Regions from separate parts of the Mus musculus genome. Here regions 1, 3 and 4 are each linked to region 2. The links are chromatin loops, found by intact Hi-C in ENCODE. Cell type or tissue: heart. All regions are shown on one strand. Each heading gives the region's core, and the rest is flanking DNA. Links, peaks and the distances in the headings are about the cores only.

What was found. A loop is a pair of places that touch in the nucleus more often than their neighbours do. Peaks named below come from ENCODE experiments on the same cell type or tissue, not always from the same donor. Only the 100,000 strongest peaks of a DNase experiment are listed, where the experiment ranks them.
Region 1: a loop joins it to region 2, with 10 times the contacts of the local background. A loop is called at or near these places in 25 of 42 quality-filtered maps.
Region 3: it touches region 2 in a loop (4-fold over the local background); 12 of 42 quality-filtered maps call a loop at or near these places.
Region 4: it touches region 2 in a loop (10-fold over the local background); 40 of 42 quality-filtered maps call a loop at or near these places.

What each region holds. Positions count from the first base shown.
Region 1 is chr8:10,412,487-10,417,486 of GRCm38, forward strand. It overlaps Myo16 (myosin XVI), which reads left to right. Exons shown (of 35, transcript NM_001319151.1): 16 at 657-804. It overlaps Gm51561 (a long non-coding RNA gene), which reads right to left. Exons shown (of 3, transcript XR_003947504.1): 2 at 4,683-4,734; 3 at 803-1,816. Among named protein-coding and RNA genes, the nearest start is that of Gm51561, 15 kb to the right of the region's middle. In heart, for the core only: a CTCF peak has its summit at 2,536 (motif pointing right); no DNase peak of the experiment used is centred there.
Region 2 is chr8:11,183,732-11,191,903 of GRCm38, forward strand. It overlaps Gm15418 (a long non-coding RNA gene), which reads left to right and starts at 3,998. Exons shown (of 3, transcript XR_003947509.1): 1 at 3,998-4,287. In heart, for the core only: no CTCF peak of the experiment used is centred there; a DNase peak (open chromatin) is centred at 4,010; H3K4me3 peaks cover 1,333 bases; H3K27ac peaks cover 3,471 bases.
Region 3 is chr8:10,823,907-10,832,078 of GRCm38, forward strand. No RefSeq gene overlaps it. Among named protein-coding and RNA genes, the nearest start is that of Gm32485, 10 kb to the left of the region's middle. In heart, for the core only: a CTCF peak has its summit at 3,840 (motif pointing right); a DNase peak (open chromatin) is centred at 3,875; H3K27me3 peaks cover 493 bases.
Region 4 is chr8:10,571,273-10,576,272 of GRCm38, forward strand. The region is part of intron 32 of Myo16 (myosin XVI); the gene reads left to right. Among named protein-coding and RNA genes, the nearest start is that of Gm32330, 100 kb to the right of the region's middle. In heart, for the core only: a CTCF peak has its summit at 3,006 (motif pointing right); no DNase peak of the experiment used is centred there.

The DNA.
Region 1 (5,000 bases), core at 1-5,000, 770 kb before region 2:
CAGCCTTATGAACTGAACAACTACTGTATTCTTGCTTGAACCTTCCATTGGTAGACAATTTTGGACTAGCTGGGCGATAGCCTATAAGCCATCCTAATGAATGTATGTATTAAATATATTTGTATAATAAATATATTGCAATAAATGTATGCGTGTGTGTGTGTGTGTGTGTGTGTGTGTGTGTGTGTTCATTCTTTCAGTTCTGTTTCTCTAGAGAACCATGACTAAGACAGAGGGAATCCTGTGTCATAGAATAAGGGTAGATCTTGCACACAGTGATAAGTTTCTCTAAAGGGATAGATAGGATTGCTAGACGAAGAGTGAGCTCTTACATAAAGCATGAGCTTTTCAGATGAGCACAGACCAGCACCAGCCCCTCAGACTTAACCAAGTATCATATAAGCTGCTTCCAGGGACCATATAGGCTATGGCAGCAGGGGTCAGGGCTCTGAACTCCCAATGCCTTGGGCTGAGTGTCTCTGAAGGGCCTAAACTAATGTAGAAAATAAAGTCTCTTCTATTTTTTTTTTTTTTTTTGAATGTCTGTGCTGGAAAAGGAGCTTTGTTGTCATGGTTTATAATTAATTAACATGTAAATTTATGGAAATTGAATTAACAATGCCATTTAACAGAATCCTGTCTCTTTTCCCAACCAGCCAGAATTTCCACTTACATGCTGGAGAAGTCCAGGGTTGTGGCTCAGCCTCCCGGCCAGGGCACCTTTCTGATTTTCTCCTGGTTGATGGACGGGTTATCTTCGGAAGAAAAATGTGGACTTCACCTTAATAACTTCTGTGCACACCGGTGAGTGATCAAAGGCTTTATAACAGTTTCCTGAACATTGGAAGCACAATTCTCAGCTTCAAATTGTCTTCATATGCCCAAGGAAGGCTGTTGGCCACTGTCAGGGCTGAGCTATCTATTAATATGCTGGACTGTCTTACTGTGTCTCAGATGGGAGGACAAAATCCTAGCATTCTGTAAGCATGCGGATGCTGTTTGGGAAACACTGTCTGATCTGCTGTCATCTTGTAATGTGTCGGGCCATGGTGCGGGTAGCTAATAGTCACTGGGTTTACACAAGAAAGAGAGGACTCTCAGTGCTAAATCAAGGGTGGTTGTTCTTCATGGGAGGTCAAAGCTTTGGGGAAATGCAGTCATTGGTGACACGTGAAGTCACAAAGGTGGTCTCCTGAGGAACACTGGTTCTACATACTCTCTCCTACCAGAAGCCAGCCAGACCCCACATGGCACTGTACCAGATTTGTGTTTGGATGAGAATTAGAAGTTATAAGGAGTGAATGGTACCCAGAGCAGAGGCTGCTGGGACGTGGGGTCTCCAGCTCATCTCTACTTCACTATGCTAAATTCTCTGGCTTAGTCTGTTGTATTCCTGTGGGGAAGCCTGTGATAAACGAGTGTGTGGTCACCGGCGTGATTCCGTGATACATAACCAGGTCAGGGAGCCGCGTGGTAGCTGATGACTCTGAGATGAGAGAGGGATACCTCAGATGGCTCCTGACATACAGACACCTATTGAGTCCTCACATGCACTTGGGGGCAGCATCCTGGTCAACTGAGAGCTGTCCCAGGGCTTCAATGGAAAGTGTGGTGTTAAGATACAGCAAGGGGCCATTGCATGTGATCAGAGTGTGTAGGAAGCATAACGGTGACTTCACGCACAGGCTACATCAGATGCTTGTCTCTCTTGGAAGAGATGTTGCAGGGCCCTAAACTGATACAAAGCCATGAACCTGTGGTGTCTCTGTGAGGAGCCCCAGCAGGGACAGTCAGGAGTCACAAAGAGTTCGGTGCCCTGCAACAAAGCAAGTGTCTTATTAGCGTGCATTATGAATAGCTAGTGGGTGCTATTCATATGAGGACAGGAGCCCCTGTGTGCTGCAGGATGTATCTGCTTACCCCATATTCTGCACAAACCTGCTGATCCCTGTCTTAAACAAACCTCATCTGAATTTACACAGTCCCCTTCTCCTTCTCTGCTTGCTCCCCCCCTCTCACACACACACTAGCCAAGTATGATGTTGATGAAGTAGGCTGTGTCTTACTAGTGTGCAAACCACCACAGCCTGCAGCCTGTCTCACACACAACAGCTCGTTATCTACGTGAAGCACTAAGAGGCATGTGCAGCAGTCCAGGGACTGCAGGGCCCTTGCACTTAGTATGCCTTCTGTGACCGTTATTCTAAAGGACGAGCACTGTCTCTGCCTGTGGTTTTAGAATCCGTGCAGCAGATGCATCTTTAACTTCAGCTATGTGCATGCTATAAGGTATTCTAAATCCCACACAGATACAGATAGACCCTACATCAGTACTAAAGTCCACCTATACACACATCTCTGCTTACAGCACAGGAAGGCTCGCTAGAGCACAGCACCTCTGCCTAACTGCAGAGCTTGCTCAGGGCAGGGGTGGGCACCCATCCCTCCAGTTCATGAAAACAGCATTTACCAAAGCACCTCTAGCCTTTATCAAGCTCTGACTAGGCAGAATGCATGCCCTGAGAATCCCACAAGAGGGCGCTCTCCCCACACCTCAAAGGGACACAAACCAGCCCAGCCAACCAATGCCAAACCAAACTTTCATTCTTTTTGCTTACACTTTTTTTCCCGTGTTTTTCTTTTCCTTGCCCCACATTTCTTACGTAAATAACATTTCATTTTTTGTGCACACAGTGTCATATGTGGGAGATAAATATAATTTATATTCCTGCAAATCGACATTTAATGAAAGCAGCGTATGCTGTCATTGCTGCTCACTTTAAATGATCTCCCTGCTGGGTTTAGCCTCTAGAAAACTTAGGCTTTTAAACCCGAAGAAGAGACTCTTAATCCCCGTCCTGGCTGACTGATGATGGAGAGGATTGTGGGACGGCACCCTAATGTTCTTCAGCAGAGGTCAGGCTTCGAACTGTGCTGGAAAGCAGTCATTTGACTGTGAGCAGGTGACCTGCTTCTCACCTGCGCTCAGAGAGCTGAGTCACCTCACCGTGGTTTGAACTTGTGATGGCTGCTAGCACCTGTCACAGGAGAGCTGAGCAATTAACTCCCAGGAAAGTGTGTTCTCTGCTGAGTCGTTAACTGCAGGGCTGGGGTGAATCTGAAGACATTTCAGACTTTTTTTTTCAAGGTAAAGAAAAACTTCAGGGTCATTTAAAGGTGACTCTCCATGACTCCATGACATACCAGCATTTGTTCAGGCACACGGTTTTAAGCAAGGGAAAATCTGATGGTTTATAAGACCTGTGTGTGAAAACTGCAGAGGGGTCTTGTAAACCTGTGTTTATAAGTCTTATGACTTAAGGAGTGGTGAAAACCCAGACCTGGCCCATGCTTGCCCCGTGTTCTAAGCTGAGATGCCGACCCTGGCAGCTTGAACCATTGGGCATCTGTCTAGGAAGACTTACGCAATTTTATTCAAAACTAAGTTTCCAGACAAGTTATATTGTGTAGCTTTTTGCTTGAATAATATTTTTGAGGTGGTATCGCAAGACTTTGTGAGTCACTCCACCCTCAGCATCAATAGGCAGCTATATATAGGACTTTTGAACCAGTGCATTTGCATGGATCACGTGACCGTGTCTTAAATCAGCGAGATTTCTGCATGAGCTTTAAACTCGTGAACTCTTTATGCACGGAGGCATCTCTTGCTTTGTTGTTGACACTGGGTGCTTCGAGGATGGCTTCCTACAGGGCTCTGTTGATTCTCAGTAACAGTAGAGAGTCACCTTTGATGTCACCATGGTGAGGATGAGCTGACCAGGGGCTGCAGCGGCCAGCCAGGTCAGCAGCTGGCACGTGCCAAGCTAATGTGAACATGCCTGGCTGTCCCATCCTTGGTGGTTTGGGTCAGAATCTGCACAGTATTCAAGTCGGTAGTGATCCCACCTCATTTCAACTGTGTGCTTGACCATTTCTTAATTCCCCTCCCCTCACCACGCTTTGGACAGTTAAACACTGTTCAAATTTAAGGGTGAAGTCACACAATAAGCTAGGGGTCAGAAGGATTACACAAGAGGGTTAGACATATATTTTAGCATAAATGGAATTTCTCGTGAGATTTCTAGTGGGGGGAAATCACATTTGATTGGAAAGGTTAAAGGTCACATGATCCAGGGTGGGTGTGTGCTTCCTTGTAATTTTATCATGGTTACTTGAAGCACTTCTACATAAAAATAGAGTAAACACTGAGGGTGCTTAGAACAGAGCATTGGATAAGAGCAAGCTGTTGGGAGGTAGGGCAGACACTGTATCGTTTGATTTTATCAAACCATGTTTTATGCATGGCCACAAAGACCAAGCCCCAGTCTCTGAGGGAGAGGATGGTTGACCGCCCTCCAGGCCCCTCCACTGCCTGACTGGTGGTGGCTTCAGTTGTGGGAAGTTGTACTGAAGTTCACACGTTACTAAGTGAGACGGATCAGCCTGCCGACTCCTAGTGGGCTCGTGCACTTCAGTCATGGAAAGAGAAAGTCATTCTTGGGTCAGAACACAGCTCAACACTAATCCGGGCTTGGCATGCATTAGCTTGTGAGTTTGGAGACGTGGGGATCTGGCCTTAATGACTTACTCATTATTCCCAAACCCAAAACGCTCTGAGAACCAGACGTTTATTTATGACTTATGTGGTGGTGAAAACCCAGACCTGGCCCAACCTTGCTCACCATCGATGTTCGAAGCTGAGATGAGACCCCGGCAGTTTGAACCATTATGCATCTGTCAAGGAAGACACATGAGATTTTATTCAGGACTAAATTGTTTTTTGATTAGAAGATGTTGCCCCAGGTCTACCAGGGATGAAAACACTACTTTTGCTTTTTTAAAATGTGGATTTCGGAATGAGCTTTGCTTTAACAGCAAAGCAGGGTCTGCTGCAGCATCACAGTGCGCGGGTCTGAGCAGAGTAGGGTCCAGCTTTCTCACTGTGTTCCAGACACCTAGCACCTCCAGGACCCCCGCAGAGCACTGGCTGGGGGAACATT
Region 2 (8,172 bases), core at 1,550-6,549:
ATGGAGCTATTTTGACAGCGATGAAGGTTGGCTTCCCAGGGACATGATGTCACAGGAACCATCGGGATCACCTAGCAACAGGACACAAGCAGCGTGTCCAGCTTCTATTTATAACCAGCTCGCTGGCAATGTCAAGAGGTGAGCAGTTAGACCAGCCGGAGAAGCGCGGGGTCATTGGATTCTTCTGGAAGCCACAGCTGTTACTAGAGTTGACAGAGGGCACCACAGCCCAAAGCCTCACCTGTCACACTTGGTCCAAAGTGTCTTCCATAGAGCTCCAGTTTGTGCCCAACACTACAGAGTTGTGCAAGCTTCTCTCTCCCACCCAGCCAGTCATTCCAGGCACAGCGTCCCAGGCAGACTCTCGGGGGAGGCTCTCAGGGAACTGAGGAGGGAGCTCACTGTCTCAAGGGTAATCTGGGTAGATGGACACCGTCCTCAGTGGGCTAAGATCCACCTTCTCCTCTATCTACTGCAGATGCTCATTCCTTCCTACTGGAAGAGCCCTGGACTTATCATTCCCACCTCCATTGAAATGTGGCCTTTAAAAAAAATGTATTTACTTTTTAACTTATTCACTTTACATCCCATTTACGGCCCACCTCTTGGTCACCCCCTCCCACAGCCCTTCCCCACCTCCTCTTCCCTTCCCCTCTGAGTGGGCGGGGACCCCCTGGGTATCCCCTGACCCTGACACTTTAAACCTCTGTGAAGCTAGGCGCTTCCTATCTCACTGGAGCCAGACAAGGAAGCCTAGCTAAAAAATACACATCCCACATACGGGCAACAGCTTTTGGGATAGCCCCCATTCCAGTTATCCCAGACCCACATGAAGACCAAGCTGCACATCTGCTACCTATGTGCAGGGAGGCCTGGACATATGTCCAGACAGTGTATGTTCTTTGGTTGGCAATTTAGACTCTGAAAGCCCCAAATGTCCAGCTTAGTTGATTCTGTTGGTCTCCTGTGGAATTCCTATCTTCTTTGGGGCCCACAATCCTCCCTCCTATTCTTCCATAAGGGTCCCCAAGCTCCATCCACTGTTTGACTGCGGGTGTCTACATCTGTTTGAGTCAGTTGGTGGGTGGAGCCTCTCAGAGGACAGCCATGCTAGACTACTGTCTGCAAGGATAACAGTGTCATTAATAATGCCAGAGATTGGTGCTTGTCTATGGGATGGGTCTCAAGTTGGGCCAGTTATTGGTTGGCCATTCCCTCAATCTCTGTTCCATAGCCAATCCCTGCATTTCTTGTGGACAGAATAAGCTTTGAGTCAAAATGTTTGTGGGTAGGTTGGTATGTTCTACCAGGGTTCCTGTCTGGAGATGTTGCCTTGATTTGCATCAGGATCAAAGGCCACTGATGTAGCCTCAATGTGACATGCCTTCAGTATGTTGTGAGCATGAGCTCTTGGGCCTCAGCTGTTGTGTGACAAGGTGTGGAACCTTTTGCATGTGAAGTGTTCACCAGCAGATGAAGGGTTATAATCCGGATAGCCACTGAGACATGAACAGCCTCTGCTTCTACCACCACAGCCACAAGCAGCTCTCAACACCAGGCCCTCAAGACCATCTTGGCTCGTGCACTGCTACAGTGCTGTTCGGTAAGACCCCAGTCTTTATGATGCAAAGTTTCAATTGTACTTCACACAATCATTATGTCGGGGGAGGGAGGGGTGCACTCACCATGTATACACGTGTGAAAAACTTGCAGTTAGTGTCAGATGTCTTCCTCTATAGATCTCCATCTGGGGTGTGTGTGTGTGTGTGTGTGCGCGCGCACGTGCGTGCATGTGTGTGTGTGTGCATATGTGTGCCTGTGTGTGCATGTGTGTGTCCAAGTATGTTTGTTGTTTGTTTGTTTGTTTGTTTAATGAGATGGGGTCTTACTGCAAAGACAAGACTGGCCTCAGACTCCCAGCAACCACATACCTCTGCCTCGAGTGCTAGGACTAAAAGTGTGTACGGTCACGCCCAGTCCACCACCTCACTGAATCTGGAGTGACTGTTGTTGACTGCTTAGACTGGTTGGCCAGGGAACCCCACCCATCTGCCTGTCTCTAGTCCACTAGTACTAGGATTATAGATGTGAGCTGTCACACTCTGGGATCCAAACTCCAGCCCTCACACTTACCCAGCAAGCTCTGTCCCAACACCCATCCTCCCAGCCCTTCCCACACACTTCTGTCTAAGAAGTGCTGATGCTTACAGAGCTGCCAGCCATGATGGACAGAGCAAAGGAAAGAGCAGTGCCCAGAGGGAAGGTCCCAAGGCCACACCCACCTTGTGTCTCCCCTTCCTCCTCTTAGGGCCCTGGATGCTCTGGGGCCCAGTACCAGATGAGGCAATGGTGAAGAGAAAAGATTTCTCTCCTTTGAGCCGCACAAGCTGAGCTGTGCTCTGCACCTGCCGAGGTGTTCTGGGGTCTCCGATACCTGAATCTTCAAGGTTCTGTGGAAAAGTTTGTCAGAACTCCCTACTGCCAGGTCCCCCACTCTGGACAGCCAGCCCTGCCTTGTCCTCACAGATCATATTTCCCAGCTTCACTGGGCTAGAGCCCCCTTCCCCAGAGGAGACCCTTGTGCAGAGGGCAGGTGTGGAAGGATAGATGGGGGGTGGTGCATAGCCAGAGGCTAAGCCCACCTGTGGTACAAATGCATCACCTCTAAGAATGATGAGACACTCACAGCGGGAGCTGGTGAACCGGCTCCGTCGGTAAAACGCTTACTTTGAAAACATAAGGACTTGAATTCAGATCTCCAAGACCCAAGTCAAAAGCTGGGCATGGTCTCTCTCTCTCTCTCTCTCTCTCTCTCTCTCTCTCTCTCTCTCTCACACACACACACACACACACACACACTTGTAATATAGCACTGGATGGTAGAGACAGGAGAATCTTGGCGGCTTGCCCAACAGCTAGTTTAGACAATCGATGAGCCTCTCCAGAGACCATGTCTCAAAGGAGAAGATAGACACTGATAAAGGAGACGCCCAGCAGTCGCTTCTGGCTTCCATATATGCACACACACATGCATAGACCACAACACACACACAAACACAACAATGTCCATTTTCTTGGCCTCTGGTGTGGCAAGCACCCTTCTCCTGTAACCAGAACATCTGTTAAATATCAGCAGATTAATTGACTGATAGAAAGTTCTGACTATAGAGAACCCAAACTACCTGGGCTATCTTCAGCCCCCGCCCCCCTTATAATCTACTAATGCCAGCCTAATATCTGATCTAACATCCGGCATCCCTGGGACCATTTGGTGAATCTTTCAGATGCTATTTAGCAAACTCTCAGCTTCCCTGGCACCAGAGCTAAGAATATTACCAGATAGCATCTGAAACTGACAGCAGAGAGCTCCCTGTCCGCTATAACCCCTACCAGATGTCCCCAGCAGCATTTGTAAATGCACTGATTTATTTATGGCTTTGTTTTGGTTTGTGACTACTAAAGTCACCGGTCCACAGCGGAACATGTCGTTCAAGGTAACATGAATAAACAAATCCAGGTGCTGGCTCATCTCTGCACTCTTTGCACCAGGAGCTGTGTTTGGCATAAACACTTCCCTCTCTCGGAGTCATACCATGAGACCCTGTGCACTGATGCTGTGGGTCCGTATTCCCAAATCCTTCTCCCCTGGGGAAAGGGTCCTTAGTCCCTTGGGCTCCTACTCAAGTCCTACCAAGCTGTTGCAAATCCACATTCCTCTTTTTCATGCAAAATGAAATTACACCCAACGCTCAGGAACGTGCCTCCACTGCCGCTGTGATTTCTCCCAGAACTCCCCACTCCTCACCCTTCACACAAGGCCAGGCCAAGTCATCCTTACTGTATTCTCACTGTACTTTCACAATTTTAATTCACAAACCCTGTTCTGTTTCTTCTGGGCTTCCTGATGCACAGCAGACCCTTAACCCTTCTGCCAGGGTTAAGCGCGATAGCAAGTGGACAAGGGCGCCACCTACAGGTGATTTTGACAAATAGCATAGATGCCCTCAAACTGGGCGGCAACTTGGTCATCGGTGTGTAAGGACCATCACTGGGATGTGATGATCGCATAGCGACCGCCCTAAGTTCCCAACTGCATCCGCAAGCTGGCTGGTCCCCGCAGGGCGTCCAGGTACACGCTGTGCCAAACTTGCCCGCAGCAACAAGCCAAGGGAATCGCGTGGGAAAATGGAAAACAGGCCTGCACGCCTCCGCGGGAAGTTGATGATCAGCAGGAACCGAATCTCCGAAGTCACCCGCAACCCCGCTCAGACTGGCAGTCTAAAAAAGGTATTTCCTGGTGGCGGGAGGGTGACTCAGTTTCCCGGTGACTCAGCGCCGCAAGTGCGCGGTGGTGCGGGTGTGCACCGCTATTCCGGGTGAGGCGGTGGATGGTCCTCGCGAGCCCGCGCAGCTCAGGAAGCTCAAAGTGGGGTGTAAGAGGAAGAGCTCCCCACGCGGGGGATGCGGGGAGGTGACTCAGCTGCGACACAACGCTCGCGGGGCTGCAGATCCGCGCCACCGTGAACCCCTGTTCAAAAGCGCGCAGGCCACTGGGTCCCCACGCGCGCATTTGTTCCTGTGCTTCCCCAAGGACAGGCCACTGTCCCCCAATGAACACGCTCTTCTCAATATCCTGTGCCATGTGGTCACAGGAGACTTCGTCCCGGGACATGTCCCTGCGGCAAGTGCCACAAGTGACCCATTCCCCCGCGTGGGAATTGCGATCCACACTCTAGAGCCCCCACCCCCACCCCTTCAAGCCCTTGGAGCTTGGATGCAAACTCCAGAGGTGACTGGGTAGCTCAGCTGTCCTGTTCCTGGGCTACAGTTACAACTTATGAGTCCTGAGGGCCAGCAAGGAACTGGTAAGAGCTGTGTGAGCCCACAAGGCACTGAACTAGCCCGCAGCTCTCCTCACAACAGTGGGGGGGGGAGGGGGGAGGAAATGTCTGGGATGCTGCCTGCCCTCCACCCGCAGAGCTTGGCTCCCACCGCCTTGGAGTCTGAATCTTCCAGAATGGAGCAGCCTAACAATCGATACCATGGCTCAGAGAGGATCAAAGGGCTGTTTTCCATTGCAGTTCAGAGCCCAGGGAGCCTTCCACACCAGCACCCACAGATGCTATGCTGCCATCTATGCGGCTATGCGGCATAGATAGGAAAATTTGCTTTCCAGAGGATGGAGGATGGGGAGGAGTTTTTCTCCTAATGTATCAAAACAAAACAAAACAAAACAAAACAAAACAAAAAAACTTTATCTTGGGTGTGATTTGTAGGGAAAAAGAAGAGGGAACTTGAGATACCTAAATTCAAGTGCAAAGTGGATACCTCTCAATGGGTCACCATTTCTCTCTCTCTCTCTCTCTCTCTCTCTCTCTCTCTCTCTCTCTCTCTCTCTCTCTCTCTCTCTCTGGCAGGCACACACACACACACATCCCAAATCCATGTGACCTGGACTTTGTAAGGGGGGGGGGGGAGTTACTACTTTGTAAACTAAGAGGATGCCAAATTGAACATTAGATTAACTGGGGACACACACACACAAGTGTAATTTTCTTCTCTCAAGCCAACATCGGAATAGCCCCCCAAATGCAAGTAACTTGATCATGAAAATAAGGACAAGGGGCTCCAAGTGTCACCTGTGGATCTCTCAGATCTGGAATTTCGAAGGCCGAGGACTACAAAACCCTCAAACTGGGCCCAGTTTGAAGCACTTGAACTATTGTGGTAAGGCCATCTTAAATCCAAGAGCATGAAATGCAGCTTTGCATTGTAGGAATCAAATCAGAGTAAATCATTCAACTACAAGTGAGGACAAACAACAGAATCGTCTCAAAGCCATTTTGATAAACTTGTAAAAAAAAAAAAAAAGATGCAGAATGTAGTTCAGGCTGGTGTGAAGGAAGAGCCCGGATGTAATCCTCAGCTAACCCTCTTTTCTCTTTTCCTCTTCGTGGGGACACTGTGAAGTAGGCAAGTGTTTGATTTCATTCCCAACCCAACCCTCTGGTCTATCTCTTCCTGTTGCATAACTGTACTTTTAATTTCGACCTAATTTTCACATCTGACGGGTCGTAAGCTTGTTCTCCGATGACTTGCTTCTTACACGGAGCACTGTAAAGGACGGGTGTTCTTTAGTCCCCCTGTTCCTCATACCTAAAACACAGCGAGTGTTTATGCTGACGATAAAACAGACAGAAGAAGAGAGGGATGGATGAGGAATGTATGGGAGGAGCCGTGGGTGGGAGGAGCCGTGGGTGGGAGGAGCCGTGGGTGGGAGGAGCCATGGGTAGAGGAGGTAGATAATGGCTGGGTAGGTGGGTGCCGGGTAGATGGGTGGGAGGAAGGACTGAAGCACAGGATGGAGGCAGAGTGCAGAAAGGCTAGATGAGGGAGCGCAGTCGGGCTAGCTTTTCTCTTCCTGTAGATTCCTCCCAACTTACGATTTTGGTTTGGAAAAACTTCAAATAAAAAAAAAAATGACCTAAATCGTGCAGATCCCCAGCCTCTTCTATAGTTTATATGTGGCAGAGCCAGAATCTATTTCCTCTCAGTACAAGGGATGGAATACTCTTTCCAGGCAAGCACACCGTTTCGGTGATGTGCCCACAACCTGTAAGACTTGTATCTAAATAGCAATTGTTCTAGTGCCCTGACTACAACACAGTGGCCTTTGGAGTCAGACACGAGATGAGCAGGTGATCTAAGGAGTTGAGGGATCTGGTATGAAGCTGACAGGGCCCCCAGTTAACGCAGAGAATACGTGTTGTGTGTAGTGATATCCACAACAGACAGCTGCTCCAGGAGAGCCAGCAGTCACGTGGAGATAGAAGAGCCCTGGCAGAGTCGCCAACTAAATCAGGGACGCGCAGTGCTCTCGAGCATTAGAGAGGAGTGGGGAGTTTTAGTAGGGTAGAAAGTTCAGTGGTTAAGAGTGCTTGCCACACAGTCATGAGGACTAGAATTCAAATCCCAGTTCCCATAGAACAAGCCAGGCATCCCATCAGTACAGAGAAAGTAGGATTGCTGGGACTCGTGGGTTTCCAGTCTAGCTAAACAAACACAGTGACCGGTGGAGAATGAGACCTCACCTCAAACGGATAGGTGGAGAGTGAAAGAGGGTATTCAATGCCCTCTTCCGGTCTCTGAATTAACACATGCGTGCTCGTGCACACACACACATTAAATAAAAGCATCCTTTCAGAACAGAAGGGCAAAAGTTCAGCCATTTGCTCCAGTTTCACACATCACCCTATTTTGAAAGCTGATTTCATCTGCATCCCTTCCTTCACATGCATGCATGGACTGGCCAGTAGATGTCCGGAATGTGAATGACTCAAATCTGCTATGGTTTAGACAGAGATTTTCTCCAGGGAAAATTGGATGCTAAGTCCTCAAATGTGGTGGTGCTAGGATACTCTGTCTGTCCTCAAGTGTGGTTATGTTGAGATGTTTGGTCTTCAAATGTGGTGGTGCTAGGATGCTCAGTCCTCAAATGTGGTGGTGCTAGGTTGCTCAGTCCTCAAATATGGTGGTGCTAGGTTGCTCAGTCCTCAAATGTGGTGGTGATGGGAGGTGGTAAAGTCTTGGAAAGGAGGCCAGAAGCAGAAGGTAATTGCATCAAAGAAGGAATCGATGTACATCTATTGGACTGATTTAGCTGCCAAAAGAATGGGCTGTTATTTGAAGAACCGGTGTCATGTTTGCTTCTCTGGCCTCCTGTCTCACCCTGTGCCTTCCCCCATCAAGCATACTTCCATACACTGTCGTTAGCCATGTCATGAACAAGGACCTCACCTGGGCCCAGCAGATGAGGCTCCACAACTAGGATCTAGTAAGCTTTCCTCTAGATTAGCTCTCTCAGGACAGACCTGGACAGCACTGCCAAAGGCGACCAGGCATCAACATACACCCCACACGCGGAGCAGAAAGTGCAGCCTGGAACCTACCCCAGCAACTGGGCTCCCATGACCAAGAGCAGAAAGGCTTCGACACAGAAGAAAGGCACAAACCTATGGATTCAGAAGCTCAAAGAGACCAGATCCGTATCAAGGTGTAGTGTGATCAATTATGGGAAAACTGAGCAGAGTCAGCAAGGAACAGTACAGGAAGCCAGGGAGCATTGTGCTCTTCTGAGGGTGAGCGCCTGGAAGATTGCAGGGTCTCGCCTGA
Region 3 (8,172 bases), core at 1,918-6,917, 360 kb before region 2:
ATTTTTCTACCCTTAAAAGTATCTTCAGTATGTGAATACGTATATACTGTATGCATATGTGTTTTATGTGCACATTTATGCTTGCGTGAACACCTGTGTATACACACTCATGATTGCATGATCACACGTGTGTGTATATGAATGGTTATCTGATCATCTGCGTGTTAACATGCATGTTGTGTGAGCATCTGTGCATGTGCATACATGCTTGTGAGATATATGCATACACACTTGTGCATTTACTACATGTGTGATCATCTATGTACATGTATGTGTGTATAAAAGTATGTATATCTATGCATGCTTGTATGAGCACATGTATGTGCACAAGACATTTAAAATAACACTTCATGAAGTTGGATCTCTTCCTTCCGATTAAATAACACTTGAGCGTGAGGACGTTTGGAAGGAGGTCAGGTCTCTTCCTTCAATCAGGGAGGAGCTCTCATCAAGATGTACCGCTCTGTGGAAGGCAGTCTTCACAATACGATTCTCTAACATGTGTCACTGAGTTTCCCAAGAAGGATGGAGGCATAGTTAGTGCTGGGTCGAATGGGCTGTGTGAGACTGAGACTGCACCATGACCGTCTCTGTCCTTCTATGACTTAGTCTTCCTTCCTGCCTTCCCCTAGAGCAGCACGGGGCAAGGCCAGGTCAGCACGGGGCAAGGCCAGGTCAGCCAGCAACCTTGGCAGCTGCACTCCTCCAGAATCCTTCTCTTCATTTTGCTGGGTTATTTTCAGTGGCCCAGTCTTTTCTGACCCGAAGCTCGGACAGGACAGATGTGTTTGCTGACTATCCTTGCCTAAACTGCATCCTTGAGAGATTCGGGACTTCAGTGTGAAGACACCCATGTTGTGCTGTGTCCTGGACCCTGTTTTCCTGGTCCACGCTGCTTGACTCACTCCATGGTGCCATGCTGCTGTCTTCTATGCAGAGACAGCTGGCTTTCTCCACATTCTACATATCGTCTGTGCTCACAAGGGACACGCATCTAGATTCTTCCCAGTCTATCTGATTGCAATGAATGTTGTGTGTAACCATGAGAGACCAGGAGTCTGTCGATTCATAGAAAACACTGTTCTGACCTTCAGTAATTCCACAGGCACTCTCCAAGGTGGCTTGCCAATCCCTTGGTTACCAGGCAGGAAAAGGCCCTTCATAGTTATTTCAACTTCATAACTAGATAGAGAAGAATACTCTGAATTTGGTTCAAGTAGATTCAGGAGTTGCGGTGAGTAAAGGGTGTCATTTGAAACTTTTATTGTGGTAAAAAATCCAATGAGAACTACTAGGGAAAGAGGGGCCAAGACAAGTTCCAGGACCAAATGCAAGGAACTGCAATGCTACCAACTGAGACAGGAAGAATTTCATGAAATCCAGCCCCAGGGAGATGGGTTTGGCCTAGCAAGCCTGGGTGTCTAGTAAGAGCCATTTGGAAATACAGAGCTGGCAAGCAGGCCTGTAGTCTGCACTTCTTGGGAGATGCCGTGTTAGAGGCAGAGATTCGGGATTATCCACAAACAGATGGTGTTTTAGACTAAAGTGAGAGATGAGAGCTAGTGGAGGTAGGCACAACCCAAACCTTCAGCTCCTTACTTCTCAAGTCAATGTACTTCCTGCCTAGGAAAGGAATAAATAAAGGGAGAGGGAGAGGGACAGACAGACAGACACAGATGGGGGTGGAGAGAGAGAGAGAGAGAGAGAGAGAGAGAGAGAGAGAGAGAGAGAGAGAGAGCCAAGCTGCCACGCAAAGGGAGCAGCATTTCACAAGACCCGAGGCAGCCGTGCTGATGTAAGAGGCGCTTTGCTCTCCCTCTCTCTAACAGCATCCAACATGGCATCTCTACAGCTGACGACAGACTGGAAACAGTACAGAGTGTTTCCTTCGAGACAAAAAGAAACGGAAGCACAGAGAAGTTAAATAAGTGCTACCAGGACATTCTGCTTAATGAGTGAAGGCTCCAGAGCAGAGACTAACATTGCCACACCATCCTTCTTTGCACACTTAAAACGCTGGGGGCTTTTGGAAATAGAACTTTCTGGAAGTTCTAAAGCTGTACATTTTTCCCCTCTCTGGACCAAGAGAGACATGTTAAAGAAACTTGAAATACTCATTCCCTTGTTTCCCCTGTGTCCTTTAAAGATTAGCTCTGAATGGATGATTTTAAACACTGAGAGAAAAATCAGCCAATTCCACACATGCCCGGTTATTCTTGGAACTGAATAAACAAAACCATGGAGGGGCCCAGGGGGTGAAGAACAAGTGGTCTTCACACTGAAGCTCACAGCGATCAGTTCCAGCTAATGAATACAGCATCCAGAAAAGGGGTCAACGTTTCCCGTGTTCTATTTCTGATGTCTTTGTGGATGATGAGCTAAGCAAGCCTGGCTGCCATCCTGCAGAGTAGGGAAGATGCTTGGCAGGAACCTAGGGTCTGTGCTAAGCCCAGTAGCTGGGGGCCCTGGATGTGGTATCTCCTCTAGCATTGATCTTCATCGGTCATGGACAAGCTAGTGTGCCCTGGCCTGTCTGTCTCAGATGTGTGACTTAAGAGTGAACACAAGTAGAAGATTTAAGGAAAAATGGATGAGCCGGGCTGTGGTAGCGCATGCCTGTAATTCCAGCACTTGGGAGGCAGAGGCAGGTGGATTTCTGAGTTCAAGGCCAGCCTGGTCTACAGAGTGAGTTCCAGGACAGCCAGAACTGTAGAGAAACCCTGTCTCAAAAAAAACAAAAAACAAAAAACGAAAAGAAAAGATGGGTGTGGGCCCTCCCCCATCCCTTCAGAACGTGGTTCATATCTGTGTCATAAGGTGAGGTCTACACCTGTACCCACAATCCTCTGCTCCAGACTTAACTGTGTCCTGACAGTGGGCAGAGCCATCTAAGGAAGGCTAAGTGTGCCATCCCAGAATTCGGTAAAATGTTGTTAGTTTGACATGGGCCTTCTGTATTTTGTCCCCTTGGATAAGCAAACCTTGAGAATTTAAAAAATACAAGATTGTGAGTTAAGAGGCATCCCATTGCATTAAGCAGAGGTGTTTGAATCAGAGAGTCTAGCTATGAGCTAAGGCCAACACAAGAAACCGTTCTCTTATCAATATGTTGAAGAACTATTTCTGTATCCGAAGTGGTGTGTGCGTGTGTGTGCGCGCGCACGTGTGTGTATGTGTGTGTGTGTGTGTGTGTGTGTGTGTGTGTGTGTGTTTGTGTGTCCAATGCAGAGCAAGTGAACATTTTGCCTTCTGTTGCTGAATCCACGCTGGGAGAGAACTGCTAGGTTCCTTTGAGCATGTGCACACACATTCAACCAAGTTCTTGACAGCATTTATCAGAAATTCATGATTCAAACTATAAATGCGGTGTCTACAATGATAGTTGGCTTTTTCTATGACTGTTAATAAAATGTATTAGTGAACCTTGGGGTGCTGCCAGTGTTGCTCTGCAATCCACCAACCAAGTAGAAAAGGCCAACACCCATAGAACTAGCAGAGAAGGAACATGTTAGAAGTATAAGTATTTCCTCTGCTTATGAGATTGTGAAGACTAAGAGACTGTGCATATGTGTGCAGGCACTCACACATGTGCAGACACCTGCACATGCATGTACACACACACACACACATGCACACATGCACAGACACGTTGCTAGCTCTTCTCAAATATCTTTCTGCTCTATTTTCCGAAAAGTTCACCTTTTAGAAAAATGTCAAATACCCGTTTTATTTCTTCTTTCCAACCCTAGTCCCTCACACAGCTCAGTGTAGATTAAATGCTCTTGGGCACCCACATCTAGCACCGATACTGCCAAGACAGGGCTACAGCATGACCTCAGCAGGGGGCACTGGTGACTAGCCATGGGCTCAGCAGTGCCATGCTGTCACTAGTCACTTGTAATGGTACGAGGACTATGTTGCAGAGGCTGCAGCCTGGAACACCGATGCTACTCAAGCAAGGGGGGAAGATGCATTAGGAAAGTTGCTACCTGTCGTTGCTATAACAAACTACCCCAAACTGTGGTGCTTCAACAACAGAAAGATGCACCTGGAATCCTGGGAGCTACACGTTCCCATCAGAGCCTCAGTGGGCCACACTTCCTCCACATTCTAGAAGTCTGCCATGGCATCCCGATTGTAGACGCAAAGCCAAGCGTTTGAACACCAGGGCTGTGCAGTGCGCACCACACGGCTCTGGGGAGAAGGGGATCCCCTTGTTTAGCCATTTGGTTATTTATAGTCTGTTCCCAGAGTCAGCTTCCTCAAGGAGGAAAATCAACACTATATATTGGGTACCAGAGCAAGAGCATCTTCTGGGTTCTGTTAGTGCAACTGTGCCATGCTGCAACACCATGAAGTAAAACACGGGGGATGAACTGGTCCAGCTCACCCTGTGTCAGCGTGCACACTTTCATCTCCCATGCACAAGTCTCTGTTCTCTAAGTCTGATTCATGCCCACTACATCCCGACAGCCGTCTTTCTGATGAAAACCTCCGTCCCTCCACATCCCTATAACTCCAAGCTGCCTGCATCAGCCACCACGCAGTTAACAGAGCCCAGAGTGACCAAAGCAACCTCGAGTGCTTTTTATGGTAGGTGACTGTGCTCCACTTTCGCATCCAACTAATGATCCTGTCTTTCAATCCCAAACATTTCCAACCCCGGCTACTGAGTGAGCATGTTTCCTGTGCCTCCTCACCCCCCACCCCACCCCCCAACCCCGTGCCTGTTCTCCATGGAAACCACGCCCTCGCCCAGGCACCTGGGCAGCACAGCTCTTTAGACCGCAGATGTCACCCCAAAGCCTAGCATGGGATTTCCAAATCGTACTGGAGGTATCACTATGAAGCCTAGCACCTGCTGGGACCCACGGAGACAGGAATCTATTTCTACCATGTGAAAGTCTCTGGCCTTTTGTTTCCATGTGACATCTGCATTTTAAATCTTTTTTTTCCTTGTCTTCGCATATGTGCCCCAAGAAATGCCTTGATGTACCAGGATCGACTGGGTCTTCAGGCCTGCCCACCTTCCTGCTGGCCAGCGTCCCCTTTGCATTTTTCAGGTATTTGTTTGCAGATTGTTTACCTGTAGCCTTGAGGCCATCGGTCAGAGGTGTGGACTTGGTGATTTACACATCAATGACTTTACCTCTTTGAGTTTTAAACCACTCTTGTTTACAAAATGAGTGGCACTGATGTATTTTCTTGGTTTTCGTTCTTTTCCTTAGCTCTTGGTACTTCCTTTTCTTCCTAAATAGCTCTGTGCTGATCACCTTTCCCTGTGTGCCTCCTACCTGGCTGTTTTGTGTCGTCACTGTTCCCTAAACATGTGAGGCTGATATACGTAAAGTATTTGCCACAATTTACAACATGCCAGCATGATGGAACAAAATTCACATTCCTGGTTCCCTTACTGGTATTTATTAGTGTTGTGTATTCACTGCACATAGTAGCAGGTGTCCTGAACACATTTGCATGTATGCACATCATGTAGGATTAGGCCAAGTAGTCTCTCTTCTTCCCCTCCCCTTCCCACTAGTCTCTCCCTCTCTCTTTCCCAGGCAGTCTTGCTTCCAATTTTATACATAAAGACATATATGAATATATTTTCATAAATAGATATTCATAAATGTATATCTACATACATAATATAGGGCATATTCAAGACACACTGGCCTTTGTGTTTGCTTTTTTAATGTCTTTCTGAAACTCATCACTGCGTGTACTCTTTAAAGATTTATTTTATTTTTAATTATGGGTATGTGTTTGTCTGTGTGTGGTATGTACACATGAGTACAATGACCTTAGAGGCAGGAAGGAGATGACAGATGCCCTGAAGCTGGAGTTACAGGTGACTTGAAGTGGCCCTCTGGAGGAGTGGTGAGTGCTCTTAACTACTGAGACATGCTTCCAGCCCCACTACGGATGTTTTTAAACACTTACGTTTTATGTCTATAAAAATCCAGAATCCTCATAAGAGAGAAAAACATGTGTTGTTTGACTTTCTGGCTCATTTTGCTAAGATGAGGACGGATGATGATGGTGGTGGTGGTGATGATGGTGATGATAAGTTGTCTACCTCATTCCCTTTGTAACTGAGTCAAGCTCCTCTGTGTGTCTCTCTCTCATTAACAAATCTATTCTGCTGATGGACGCCTAGGCAGAGCCACAGCTTAGCTACTGTGCGTGAATGGCACCACAGAGCAAGCACATGTCTGCAGCCATCTCTGTGATAATACACTCCCCTCTTCAAGCCCGGGGGGGGGGGTGCTGTCACACAAAGTGTAGCTTAGAAAATAAGGTACAGATTCTGTCTGCAAAACTAGGCTATCCTGTTAGCCGACATGCAACAGAAAGGTTTGGCGGCAGCCAAGAAAGACAAGGGACACTGGTAGAACCCCCAAGTAGCTTCCCAATGCCTTTAAATACATGCTCCCCTGTGTCTGTGTTTGGAGGGGCCACAACTGCTCCCCCAGGCCTGCCCTGCACCCTCTCTTTCTCTCTGCTTCAGCACACTAACTTTAGATTAGAGTCTCCGACTCACCACATCTGTGTCACCTCAGAACCTTCCCTCCTGCCAAGAAGCTTGCTATCCACTTGGATGGACCCAAACCATCAAACCACACTTGAATGCCAGCTTTTATGTGACTCTCTCCAAGCATGCCACCCTGGTTCTAAAGACAGAACTAGACCCTCACTGGATATGCCAGAAGCTTGTGGTGTACGGGAAGTCCCTGAGAGAACCCTGTGGATTGGCCTTGGCACTCTCACACCTGGCTAGCATCCGTCCTGGCCCACAGTAGCTCTTCACAGACAAGTGCATTTTCACATATGCATTTCAGTAGTCGGGTGCTATAAGATTAGCTGTCTAGCATCATAGTTTACCGGGTATACGTACGATTCCTAATGAATACCAATGTGGAAACAGAGGCCGAGTGATATCTTGTGATTTCTGGAAGGCCACTTAGTTGGGACATCGGAAGTCAGTCTTAGTTTCCGGCCTGTGCTCCGGCATCTTGACTAGTGAAGTGTAGTGCCTAGTGCAAGCACTCAGATACCGTGTGTGCTCTAAGAGACTGCAGACAAAGATGCCAGCAGCAAGCAACCACAGCCACAGAAGCCATCATGGATCAGTTTCACTTCCACATACCATGCGCACGCGCACATGCCTGCCTGCGCATGTGCGTCTGTCTATGTGTGTGTGTGTGTGTGTGTGTGTGTGTGTGTGTGTGTGTGTGTGTGAGTGTGTGTGTGTGAGTGTCTGTGTGTGTGTCTGTGTGTGTGTGTGTGTGTCTGTGTGTATGTGTGTATGTGTGTGTGTATGTGTGTCTGTGTGTGTCTGTGTGTGTGTGTGTCTGTGTGTGTGTGTCTGTGTGTGTGTGTGTCTGTGTGTGTGTGTGTGTGTGTGTGTGTGTGTGTGTGTGTATAGAGGAGGCTATAGAGCACAGTGTCTCTCCTCAGGTGACCTTGTTTTTTGTAGGTTTAGTTTGGTTTTAAACAGCATCTCTTACTGGCACCTGGAGCTCGCTGATTCAGCTGGGCGAGCAGACTTCCCATTTCTACTTTCATGGTGCTAGGATTGTGAACAAGACACCACACCCAGCTTTTTACACGGATTCTGGCGATCTGAACTCAGACTGTGGCACAGCAAGCACTTTATAGACAGAATCATTTCTCCTGCCCCAGTTCCACAGACGTTCATCAGAGACCAGGCAATTCCCAAAGCCGGATGCTCAACCCATGGCTGGATCTCTCCAAAGACACAGCCTGCAAGTATGCTGGGGGTTCAAGCTCAGCAGTGTGCTGGTGGCCTGGGAAGTGGGATGACACAGGAAGGCTCCCTGAAGCATAGACTTCACCCACATCTATAGACAGACCAGAGATCTACAAACCTCAAATCACAAGCATTTTCCTTCTCCTGTCCCCTAATGCATGGAGATGTTTTATCTTGCATTTCTAATGCAGCCTTTCTGTTCAGTTTCAATGGTGATTAACAAGAACACACACACACACACCTGTGTGTGCATCTGCTCTGTTCTTGCCGTAGGGTCAAAGCAGACAGCTGTGCTATAGAGCAGGAAGTCTGTTTAGTGGGGTTCTGTTTCTTGGTTTCTTCTGTCTAAACTTCATTTGTGTGTAGAAGCAACAGAAATGTGCACATGAAACTGTGAA
Region 4 (5,000 bases), core at 1-5,000, 610 kb before region 2:
ACTGTCTGCAGTCTCTGACCATTCTGATGAGCTGAGGGTTAGGCTGCTGCAACTAGAGGCAGCTGCCAGCAGTAAGAAACACCCTGTGTTCTGCAAACAAGGAATGCAGCCAGCAGCACCAGTCTCTGAGGATGCTCTGACAGTCTCTGATGTGGAGACCACCACATCTCCTTCATCCCTCCATGCTCAGTGTGCTGCGCTTGCATATCCAAAAGCCATAGAGGAATGAATATATATATTATTCTTTTGCAAAATATCTTCTCAATACTCTTATCTTTTGGAGAAGAAATGAGGCATCTCACTATTCCAAGAAGAAGTGTATCAGCTAGAGCCCCACATCCCACTGAAGATGGAGACACCTGGTGCCTGAGCCTCTGTAGACAGGAGGCATCTTCCTCAGAGGCAGTCACAGGAACTGACTATAGAAGTGGGACCCAGAGCACAGTGTTTTGTGCATTCATCAATTTGCTCATTCTTCAAGGAGTAATACATAAATATTCTAGCTCCCCTGGTTTGATGCAAGAAGGATCGTACATAATAAAATTAGAAAAAAAATGAAAAGAAATTAAAAAAAAAAAAGTAGGCCAAAGCTTAGGACCTCTGACAAGGAGATAAATAACCAGCCATGCCTCGGTGCCTAATGGTTTGTTTAACTAACAATCTCTCCTTAATTATAGGCTATTAGTAAATGAAAGTATACTGGTAAGGAACAACAAAACGTTGTAATTCTACAAGTCATGTTTTATCCCAACAACCAAAATGGACCCTAAAAAGAAAGCATTAAATAAGGTCAAAAATATTATTTGAAGCTAGAACTAAAAGTTCTAGCTAAAAGCTAGAACTAAAAGTCCCACCAAATATGCCTTTCTATAGGTCAGAACTGGGTAGATTCCTCTCTGTCAAAAAGCAGTGAAGTCCATATAAGTCTAGGGAGAGCTTATCACTTAGAAACCTCAAGGAGGTTTCTAGCCTGGGGATATGGCTCAACAGTTAAGGGTGCTTGTTGCTCTTCCAGGGGATATAGGTTCTGTTCCAGCACCCACATCAGGAAGCTCACAGCCAACTGTAACTCCAGCACCAAGGCATCTAGAGCCCTCCCGTAGCCTCTACAGCACAGATGCACACAGACACAAAGCTAAATAACAAAATAGATCTCTGCAAAACAAAGGGAAACCTCAAGGCAGCAGAACAGATGAGGGGCATGGCAGGCCTCCAAGCATGGCCTGTGAACCTGCTCCCTCCCCCAGGTCATATCAACCAGCCAGCATTGCAACTGAAAAGTTGTAGCATATCTATAGCCCCACTTCGAGTTTTCACAAAATACATTCTAATCTGAAAAAGAAAGAAAGGAAGGAAGGAAGGAAGGAAGGAAGGAAGGAAGGAGAGAAAAGAAAAAAAGAAAAGAAAAGAAAAGAAAAGAAAAGAAAAGAAAAGAAAAGAAAAGAAAAGGAAAGAAAAGCTGCTTTGAAGCATTTATGATCACTTCTGTAATATCAGGAATCTTAATGACATGAGCCTCGGCTGTTCCCACCCAGATGCAGGAGTTCCCAACATACACTTAATGGAATTTTCCCAAGCCTGTGAGGGAAATGGGTTTATACGCTTGTGTGACATGCTCCCCTGAGATAGAGCAGGGCGATCTCTGAGACTGTGAAAGGGTTATGGTAAGATAGGGAAGGGAGAGATTTAATGCCCCTGCCGTGTGCTGGAGCAGCTTACATGATTATTAAGGCTTACAGGGTTTCATCCTCAGGAGAGAAAATCCACTTTCTACTGAGGGATCCCCGGGGTTACCATTCATAGTGAATCACAGCTCAGGCTCCCAATCGTCTTCTCTTGAATCTTTATTTTGAAAGACATTTTTATATCTAAAGTCATCTAGTGTGTGGCTAAGTCTCCCTTCTGGCAGGCATCAGTGGTAGCTCCCATTAATACCTGGATGGCTGTGAAGCTTGGAGATTGGCGCGCACGTTTTGCAGAGTGGGCTCACAGGGTTTCTTTTGCTTTTTAGCATGGTGACTTGGAGAGCACTAAACTGTCAGTGAATTTCCCGTTGCAGGTATTTTGAACACAAATGTGTTATGCAATAGTAAGGGAGAAATTGTGTACAGAAGTAAGGTCGGTTCTCTGGTATATAATTCTATCCCAGGACTATTCTGGAGACCTCCTTGTAGGATTTCATGAATAACAGTGTACATTAAAATAGTTCACTTTCTGTTTATCTTTGAGACAGAGTCTCAATTTGTAGCCTAAGCTGACCTCCAACTTATGGCAACCCTCCTGCCTTAGCTTCCAGAGTGGTGGGATTTAACAGGCACAAGTCAACATTCCAGGCTTTAGATTTTTCTTGTGAGCTAAATAATCATGGACATTCTAATAATACAGAACACAGAGTTGGGGGTGGGGAGAGGCACATAGACCTGACTGAAAAGATTAGCCATGTTGGACTAACAGCAGTGGGGGGCTTCAGGCACCATTTTTAACAGCCTGCTGCTCCCACACTCTATTCTGAGTTAACTACTACGAATATGCCCATAATACAGGTGGGGAAACAGAGGCTCAGAGAAAAGATAAGCTTGCCTAGTGTTCCTCTACAAAGCCTGACAGAGCAGTGGGTCTGTCCAGTACAGCTCTTTCCACAATTCTTTCCTTGATGCTGCCTGAGAAAAGACCAGGGGTAGAGGGGTTAAATACATATTTTATTGCTTCCGTGTGACAGTAACAGTCACAGAGCTTGGGTGAGAAAACTCAAGACTGTTGAATATGTACTTTTCGGGTTACAGGTAAACAGTCCTATAAATTCCAGAGACAGAATTAGACCAGTTAAGCCATTGAGGTGAAATATGACCAGATAGTTATTTGCCTTTGCCCTGTAAGAGCTAAAGTTTCAGCTAACTGCCACAGGGTTTTCTTCTGATGATCTGAGAATCACCATGCTAATTATTTCTCGTTGCTTCCTTTGAAAATGTGAGGCCCTTTTCAAATGGCAAAGGAGGCTTGGCCAGGACACCAGGAGGCGCTATTGCTCTGAGTGGTAGTTCCCGGCATGTTTGTCTTTATGGACTCTTAACTGAAAGTCACTGAACAGGATCCCAGGAAGATGGGGTATCCACGGAATACAGCGTGTGGTAGAAGTCTGAGGAGAAAAGTAGAAGGGAGCCAGACAGAGCTAAGATGAGTTTGATTCACAAGTTATTCCCTTAAAACACAACGAAAGCACAACACTCATTTCATTATTCCCTGACCCCGTGAATCCAGAGCGTTCCAGATGTAAACAAGTACTTGGAAATGATTACAGCAGAAGACTACTATAACATGTCTTCCATACAGTAGCTGGGTTGACTACTGTATGGAAGCTCTACCTTCTGTAGAGGCCAAGAGGCACATAGAGGCTTAAATATAGACGGAGGCATAGATATACAGATATTTCCTAGATCCAGAGCCTGGTAGCACTTTCATTTAAGGCTTGCTTAATCCAAGTAGAAATCATCATAAGTTTCTGATATTCTACTCGATTATATAAACATTTCAGATAAAGAATATTTTGAGTTTGGAAGTCTGTATTTTATAAATTAAATCTTACAGAACCGTGTTTTTATTTTCGAATACTGTTTGTTTTAGAAGGGCTTTAAAGTTGGCCTGTGGAAGGTTTTGAGTGTACTGGAGGGAATAGGTTACACAAGTAAGTACCTTGTGGTCTGGGATGCTTTGTCTTTCTTTTCTCACACCACTCCCCATCACTGGGTGAACTGGAAGTGCACGCTGGGGCTCAACCTTTGTTAATATTTATAAATACCTCATGTTTACGTTCTTCAACAGGAAAGGTATATTCTTAAGTGTCTTTACCTCAGACAGTCACTGCACCCAGTCTAGGCCCATAGGGTGCCCACTACCCACAACAAGGCTGATTCTGGAAGCTAGGGTTCACTATTCATTGTATAACCACAGCAGTTTGCATGCCACAAAACAAAACAAAACTAAACTAAACTAAAAACAAAAAACAAACTCCCAACAAGATTCCCCATTCCATCTTGTCTTACGCAGGAAAATAAAGGCAGCGGCGGTATCTTGATTCAACATTTTACAAAGCGTTGATGCTTCTGTGACAGGTACAATGCTGTACCCTAGACACTGCTTAGCAATGAGAAGCAAGATGGCGCCCGCTTCCTGGCTGACCAGCAGGATTGGTGTCTGCTTACTCATGCTCCTTGTCTGCAAGTGCCTACTCTCCACTGGTGGTGTGAAATTTGAAGCGGAAATTCCAATGTTATTGTTGTTTAATCCGATACATTCAAATGAGTTGGCACCACACGGAATTAGTCTGCCTCATGCAAATCTTGACCTCAAATAATAGGAGGCATCTCCCCGGCCTCTTGCCCATGGATAGATCTTGTGCTGTCTTGTCCGTGGCTGCTCTGGTTTCCTTCCACCCAGATGCCGCTCTCTGTGGTGATGTACTTGGGTGTCTGCATGCTCCTTGGTGCCTGTGAAAGGTAGCTCCAAGGCTCATGAATATTTCTAAGGCTGTAGACAGCACACAGTTCACTGCTGTATGAATCTTCTCTATGACCTGCACCCATCCACAGCCTCCCTTCACACAGAAGTTTCCCTCTTAGGCACAGAAAGCATTGTTCCCTTGCATTCTGGAACCATCTTGCATTAACACTACACTTTCCTCAGTGTCCAAATGAGGAAGTCTTTTGGAGAGATGAGATAGGTATCCTCAAAGAAAGCTGGTCGCCACTTACAACTAAGTTCCAAGAGGAACTGGGCAACAGTTCTTCTCTCAACAGACCTGTGGCTGTCCCCATACCCACAGGTATAGTATGTCTCTAACAAGAAGGAGTCCTTTCACTAACTTCATGACTTCCCTGCATCAAACGAAGGTATCTGTACTTGGGAGAGGTGGCTGCGACTTTGAGTGTTTCTAATTCTCCGATGTTTGGAAACCTCATACTTTAGTCAGTTACACTAAGAAATGTTCTTTGGCGTTTTATAAA